2 separate regions of the Homo sapiens genome follow, and region 2 is linked to region 1. A link is an interaction called in ENCODE POLR2A ChIA-PET data of the cell type or tissue named here. Cell type or tissue: Panc1. All regions are shown on one strand.

What was found. Peaks named below come from ENCODE experiments on the same cell type or tissue, not always from the same donor. Only the 100,000 strongest peaks of a DNase experiment are listed, where the experiment ranks them.
Region 2: POLR2A ChIA-PET joins it to region 1 with 6 read pairs; 2 of 35 experiments call an interaction of 5 or more read pairs at or near these places.

What each region holds. Positions count from the first base shown.
Region 1 is chr2:110,833,180-110,837,179 of GRCh38, reverse strand. All of the region lies in intron 9 of ACOXL (acyl-CoA oxidase like), which reads right to left. Among named protein-coding and RNA genes, the nearest start is that of ACOXL, 100 kb to the right of the region's middle. RefSeq lists an enhancer at 1-625. In Panc1, no CTCF peak of the experiment used is centred here; no DNase peak of the experiment used is centred here; H3K27me3 peaks cover 341 bases.
Region 2 is chr2:111,185,469-111,189,468 of GRCh38, reverse strand. No RefSeq gene overlaps it. Among named protein-coding and RNA genes, the nearest start is that of BCL2L11, 67 kb to the right of the region's middle. In Panc1, no CTCF peak of the experiment used is centred here; no DNase peak of the experiment used is centred here; H3K27ac peaks cover 1,483 bases.

The sequences.
Region 1 (4,000 bases):
TCCAAGTCCAGAACTTTCTAGGCCTGGGACAGTGGCACACTCCAGGGCCCCTGTCCCATGCTGGAGGGGCCATGACCTAGGAGCCAGGTCTTTTCACAGAGGAGGCCACCAACCCACCAGCAGCCTGATGCCAGCACTCCCAATTCTTCAACAAAAGCTGGATAATGGGGTTTTTTATTATGAAAATTTCCACGTTTTAAACTAATTTGAATATTTTTCAAATACGATTCAAGCCAAACAAAACATGTCAACAGGATTTGGCGAGGAGGCCGCCCGCCTGCAACCTGCCTTGCACCCTGCCTGCTGCCAAGCTTATACCCGGGTCTGCAGATCTGAATCTACGCATAGGCGACAAATCTGGAAAGAGCCTGCCTATTTCTTCCAAGGCTTCCCTCCCTTTCCCATACTTGTGGGAAGCTTTTTCTTTACTTTTCCTTTTTTCATTTCAAAGGCCTAAAGAATTGTACATCACAAAACAAACACTAAAAGAAATTGGTATTTGTTTTTCTTCTGTATGGTTTTACTGTTCCTGTCCCCTTTTCACAGAAAATATGGAAAAAGAAACGTGAAGGGAAGAAGAGGCATGACATGGGCAGAATACCATGCAAACAGGGCCATGGCACCCACAGAATACCACTCAGACAGGGCCACGGCACCCACATAATACCACTCAAACAGGGCCTTGGCATGCACAGAATACCAAACAGGGCCAGGCAGGCACAGAATACCACTCAAAGAGAGCCATGGACACACAGAATACCACTCAAACAGGGCCAGGCAGGCACAGAATACCACTCAAAGAGAGCCATGGACACACAGAATACCACTCAAACAGGGTCATGAGATGCTGGCAGCAAGGACATGAGGACTGGAAGAAAGTGATCCACAGGACAGATTTCTGTAACCCCTTCCCAGGTCTCCTTCTAGCACCGCTCTCTCATGATAACAAGCAAGACCAGCACACTACCCCCAACAGCCCCCTCCAGGGCTGGTCGTCCCCAGGCACCACCCCAGATCTTACTGATTCCATGGGCCTGACTCTCAAACCCTATCACACCCACCACAGCTCACTGGGTCTCTGCCACGGATGTCTTCTACAACTTTCTTAGGTACTTGCTACTTCTGCTGATAAGCTAATGATGCTTAGAGATGCTGGTGGAAGTAACAGTGAGCTTTGTGGCCAAACCCCGACCTTTCCAGCCTGTTTCTTCATTGTGAAATGAGGATAATGTTACCTACTCCACAGGGTTGTTTTAGGCCGATTAACTTTGACCTCAAAAACGAGGACCAGCAGTATCAGTCTCCCCTGGGAACTTGTGAGAAATGCAAATTATCAGGCCCAAACCCAGACCTACTGAGTCACAAACTTGGGCATTTCAGCTGGTTCTACAAGCGTCAAGTTTGAGAGGCACTGAATGAGATGATGTACAGAAAGAACTGAGCAACCTGCGTGGTACTGACAAAGCTTTTATTAGCTGCCAGATAATGATGACGCAGCCCAAAGTGAAGCCTTTCACATTTTATGTCCTCTTAATGTCATTTCAATGTTCTATACTCAGCTTCAGGCACCATGATGATCACCACGAGTTCAGGCCCACTGGCAGGTCTGGAGGAGATGAGGCCTCCTGGTGCTCACGGGAGACCAGCAGGGAGAGGTGTCTGCACTCTGCTTAGATGCACAGTGCTGCTGACAAGCAAGGATGCAGCCAGCTTCCTCAAGGCCAAGGGCAAGCCTTGGAGCCTCACCAGGCTGCAGCACCCTCCCCTTTCTGTGTTCCTTTCTGTCATTCCACCAAAAGAGGAAAAATACAACAAGACAGGGAAGAGGAGGAAAAGCAGCAACTTATGTTCACTATGGAGCTTACTTTATGATGTTACCATTCCTTGATCCCTTGGAATTAAATTTAAAAAAAAAACCTAAAGAAATTAAAGAAAAAGCCACACTTAAGTTAAAAATAAAAAGGAAGAGATAAATATAATATGTAGGCTCTTTCCAGATTTGCTGGAAACCCAGTAATTCATATCTGAAATTTTCAAAAGCTGATGTAAAAGACAAGTTGTTAAATCAATGGAAATCAACACAGAACTAACATTGAAACCTAGGCGGTGCTTGTTTAACCTAAGGAAACAGGTGGCTTTTAACTCTTTAGGCCCCAAATGACTGAAAATCTAAGACCCATTATGCTGCCATTCCTCACTGCTCCCCACAAAGAGCCTGACCCAGGCACTACCTTTTGGACTGAAAGTTACAACCCTGCTTGAAAAGCATGGAGATCACTTCACAAGGACTTGCTTTGTCTCTCATTTACCCAGACTTGAAAAGTTGTGAGTCCTGAGTTGCCATCTCTGCAGCAACATCACCTTGGGTCCCTTCTGCTGGGTGTTTTTCAGGGATGGAGTCCCATAAGCTGGGGACTTTGGTGGTCAGAGAACCACCTCTGCTCTCAACCTCCTCTCCAGAGAGGGAACTCAAACCAGGAGAGAGCAGGCAGGAAGCTCTCGAGCAAGAACCTGGCAATGGTTATGGGCTTTAGGAACATTGGCTGTCACCTTTGTCATTTCTATTAAGTGACTATCATCTGTCACAGTGAACTGGGACTATGGCAGGACAGAGCTGCTTACTTGTGTGTGTGTGCCCCACACCCAGGGCTGCTAACCAAGACTCCGGAACCGCTGAATTCACTCCAGGTAGTTCCTCTCTGCTGTTTACAGCTTGTCAATGAATACATTTTTCTTAGGCTTACGTTTCAAACAAAAGAATTATGCACTCTAGTTCCTTTGCTTCTCTTGATAATGAAGGGTTGGCTAACGGATAATATGAATAAACCACACACGGTGTTTTCCTAGAAAGCTGAAGTCCCTTAAAAGAAATTATCATGACAATGGCTGTGGATTCTGTGCATCCCTTACATCCCAGAACACCTCACACTCTGGAACATTCAGTGGTAAATAATCACTTAAGTGATTCTTATTACGTGTTAAATACCACTATTGATTATTAAGTCAGAGGAGAATCAGCCAGAAGAGGAGGAAGAGGACAAAGAGAAGAAAAGGAACCATGAAAGGACTAAGAGGGAAAAAAATGTGACACCCGCAAACATGGTCAGTTAACAAAAACGTTAGGGTATTTCCAAGGTGGATTTGGGGACATTAAATACAGGAAAGTGCAAGCCCATTGATGGGCTGTCACAGCAGCTCAGAGACCTCATCTCAGCTTGTGGACCCCTCTCACCCCCAGGCCCTGTCACAGTCAAGAGTCAAAACCCAAGACATCGCTTTTCAATGTAAGACCACAGAGAGTTTAAAGGTATTCAAAGAAAGACAGGAAAACACTTTTTCTCCTTAGCTTTCAGCTACCTTTTCCTCGATCAAATTCTTACCCTCCAAAAATTCACAAAACAAGTAAAAAAAATCCTCCACCCAAGTACATGAGGCAGTCCATGAAATACAACAGCAACTGCTAAAAAGAGTGCAGGAGATCTGTTGCAGGGAAAATAAACAGTTTTTTTAAATCAGGCTGTTTATTTTGAGATAATTGTAGATTCGCATGCAGGTCTAAGAAATTATATGGAGAAGTAATACAGAGAGATCCCGGGTACCCTTTATCCAGTATCTCACAATGGTAAGAGCTCACAAACTTAGCACAATATCACAAGCAGGATACTCCCCTGATAGAGTCAAGCCACAGGACATCTCCATCCCCGCAAGCATCCCTCATGGTGACCGTGTGTAGCCACACCTACTTTCCTGCCTCCCCAGCCCACTCCTTAGCCCCTGGCAGCCGCTAATCTGCTCTCCGTTTCCATAATTTTGTCATTTCAGGAATGTTATGTAAATGTAACCATGCAGGATGTAACCTTTAGGATTGGACTTTCTTAGAATAATTGTCTAGAGATTCATCGAGGTTGCAGTGTGTATCAATAGTTTATTCCTTCGTATTGCTGAGCAGTGTTCCATGGTATAGATGCACCACAGTGCATCTTTCAACCTTTCACCTGTT
Region 2 (4,000 bases), 350 kb before region 1:
TGGAAGAGTGGAATGAGGACAACAGTGACAATATTGGAGGCCTGCACTGTGGGACCCAAGGCAGGAGGGCACAGGCCTCTGAGATCTGGGTTGAATGCCCTGGGGCCTGGGCTGGAGGGGGAGAAGTTAGTGAGCTGGAAGTCTGAACAGGTTTGCAAAGGGTAGGGCTGGCCTGGGGAGCCCATGACCCATGTACATTGGTGCAATGGTGATAACGAGGACGATAATTTTTAAAAAGAATACCACCTCCATACTTAAAAACATGGAGAAAATGCATTAGCCAAGATGACTGCAATAAGATCTCCTATCCCAAATGGTCTTCTCACTCCTCCCAAAAAGAGGTGGGGTTTATTGTCCATCCTTGAATCTGGGTGGACCTGCAACTATGGCAGAAGTGACATTCTGTGACTTCTGAAGCCAGGTTATGAAAGGCAATGCAGCTTCCTCCTGGTCTTATTGGGACACTCCCATTTGGAACCCAGACACCATGCTGTGGGGTAGCTCAGGCCACATGGAGAGACCATATAGAGGTGTTCCAGCCAACAGCACCAGCTGAGATCCCACCAACAGACAACGTCAACCACCATCCACCACCATCCCTGTCAGTCCAGAAGCCTTCAGGTGACTCCAGCCTAGCCTGACCGCATCTACAAAAAGGACCGTGAGTGGCCCTTCTGAGCTCAGTCAGCCACCAGAACTATGAGAGCTAATAAAAAAGGATTGGTGCTATGGTTTAAGCTACTAAGTTGTAGATGGCTCATTATACATCAATAGATCACTAGAAGAGGAAAAATCCATTTTATTTGGGGCTTAGGCGAAAGTGAAGTGCCTGGGCCAGGTAACAATTAATTTCCTCACTTTCGGTACTATAACAATTTCTAGAAGCTCAGTAACTATTTCTAACATTTTAAATTTATTTTTGTTGGATTTGGAAGAAAAGTAAATGCATTTTTTTTTTTTTGCAAGGAGAGAGGATGTAGGTTTGGTCTTGTCTAAGCTCATGCAGACATACCTCACAGATAACATCTTGGTTCTTTTTGGCAAAGATGGAATAGCCCAGGCGTTGAAGATGGTATGTGCATGGGTGAGTGAGTGTGTGAGTGAGTATGTGTGTGTATGTTTTTACTTTTAGTGATCGGAATTTTCAAGGAAGGAGGAAGAAAGAATAAAATTTCAATCCCCTGCCCTCCTCCCCACTCACTCTGTATAATCTGCAGTTCCCATGGAGGCCCCAGGTTTTTGTGTGCAATTTGATGGTGTCCAGAGGCTGCCCTGGCTGCACACTCTGCCTCCCGGGCTGGGGGACCTGCTAGGGGCTTGGGCTCTGACTCTGCAGCCCCAGAGCCGCCCTGAAGCCCCCTCCCTTCCTCTGAGCAAAAGGCAAATCCTCGGCTCTGTCATCAAAGCCCATGTGGGCCGGTTTGGGCTGCACCCACAGGGCCTACTTTGTCCCTTTCTCAGTCTCTCCCTGTCATGAGCTTTCCTTTTTCTTCCTCTCTTCCTTTGTAGCTCTGTCTCTTCCTCTCTCATTTGGGAAGAAATTCTCAGATGATGTAAGTGCATCCCCAGAGGGACCAGGCATTGGTGTCTCGACCCAGTGCCCTTTTGCCTGCGGGCTTTTTAAATTAGGTTCTTAGCTGCCCTTTGCATTTGTCCTGCATGGCTAAGACAGAGAAGAGGCCAGGCACATTAGAAAGACTGGGCAATGGGTGACCACTGCATCCAATGTAAACGAGAATGACTGCCAATACGGGAGAAAGGAGGGTTTCAGTCTTGGTGGTTGGGGTCCCTTCCTGAGAAGCTCGTCCATCCTCATGAGGTTGAGTCAGCCCCTAAGGAGGAAAAGGCTCTGCCAGGCCAAGGGCAGGGCCTTCAAGGTGGCCTCCCCTCCCCTCAGAGGGCCGGCCTCCATCAGGATGAACATGGAGTCTCTACTGGAACATAGAGGGAGACCAGGCACCCTCACCAGTCAGGCACCTGACTGGGACATGTCATCATCACCAAGTGCTGGCCCTGCCTAGGCTGGCTCAGATGGGAGCAGGAGGGAGCTGTGCTCCCTTCTCTTGACAAGTCTTCAGCAGGATGGCCCTTAAGACCTGAAGGCCTGCATACCTCCCCTGACTCTGATCTGGACACCCAGGAAGGCCTGTGTTCCACGGAACTGCACAGTGGCCTGGGGAGCCAACCAGCTCTTGTTGAGACTTTGCCTTGAATCTAGTCATGGTCTTAATGCTACAGTTAAGAGAAGACCAGCCCTCGGCCCTGGCATCTTCCTTGTGACCATTGATTGACTTGCTGAATTAGCGTGCTCCCACTCGAACAGTGGCCAGGGGGAGCTAGCGATGCAGAGAGGGTGTGAGAGGGGGTGACAGAGGGGACTTGTAGGGGAAAGTTAGTGCTTATGGTTCTCTGGGCTCACAGAGTCTCACTGATAATCCACATTTTAAAGATGGGAAAACTGAAGCTCAGGGAGCAACTTGCTCAGTCACATGGCTGAGAAGGGACAGGATCGAACCTATGCCTGGCACCCCCAACCCATGCTCATCCCTCTACACCACACATACTTGACACATTGCAGGAGATTCGTAAACATGATCGAAAAATACGAATGGATGAATGAACGAATGGAAGAACAAAGCAACCAACCACATGTTCTTGAGCTGGGCCCTAATGGATGAGTAGGCTTTAAGCACGTGGAAAAGTCAAGGCAGCGCGTTCCAGGCTGGGCAGATGAGATGAAGCAGAGGGAACCATGCTAGGTTGGAGGGAAAAGGGCTGGCCAGAGCCTAGAGCCAGGAAAACACCTCAGGGCACGGGGAGCTGTGCTCCACAGAGTTTGCATCAACACGGCCCTGGGAAGTGTCTTCCTTCAGCACGTCTGCACGGGTGGCCTCCCAGGCTGGCGCTGCACAGTGTTCCCTGGAAATGGAACTGAACAGGTAAAGGAGTGCTCATGCTCACCTGGTACCTCTTCCCTACAAGCAAAGCTACTTATCCCCTATGGCTGGGCAGCCAGGGGAGGCTTGCACTTCTAGAAGAGGCTAAGAATGGAGTAACTAGCAAAGAGTTTGGAGTCATGATCATCATCATCATGGCCATCTTTATCCGCGCCACCCCCTCTTACATCATCACTGTCAACATTCCACAGTAAAGCTTAGTGGCTGGGCGTGGGGCCTGGACGTCTTGCTGGGCTTCTAACCTAGCTCTGTCACTCACTGACTGTATGAGCTTGGGCACATTTTAAATGCCTAATCCCCACTTTCCTCATATCTAAAATGGGGTAATTCAAAAAGATGATACATAGAAAGTTCTCAGTATCTTGTCTGGCACACGGCATCAGTGTAATATAGCCATTGTTCTTACTGCTATTGTTTTCCTCATTAATGAGCCTTTTAAGTGAGCTTTGGGTTATTACCATAGAATCCGATTTACTTTTCACATGAGGAAAGGGAAGCTCTATGAGTCTCCCCCACCCGCACTGTGCCTGCCTCTCTCGCTCTTCCCCAGGGGCAGAGCCCAGAGCCTCTCCCTTCCTGCAAGCTCAGCTGGGACTCACTCCAACAGACTGCCACTTTATGGTTTGTTTGTTTGCTCCTAAAGACATAAAACCCAAGCTTATCAAACAAAAGTCACACTTAGCCCTGCAGTCTTGAGAGGTAAATTCCACTATTATCTCTGCACTTCAGCCCCCACACAGAACACTTAGTTCCCCAGGGAGCGGGTGACACGCTTCAAGGTCGACCTTTGGCACCCACTCACCCCTTCGGCCATGTGCCCGGTCACGAGGCAGGTGGCATAGGAGAGTCAGCTAGGGAGGTGCCCAGAGACACTGCCCACCAGCCAAGTGCCTCGGGTCAGTTGTTAAACCTTAGAGTCCTCCTCTGTGAAATCCCCTGAACAGTGGAGCTTCCACCAGCTAATTTGTGACAATAATTAATCCAATGATCTGAGAGAGCATTGAACTCAGTGCTTGGCCTTTGAGAAGTGCTCAGCGTTCACA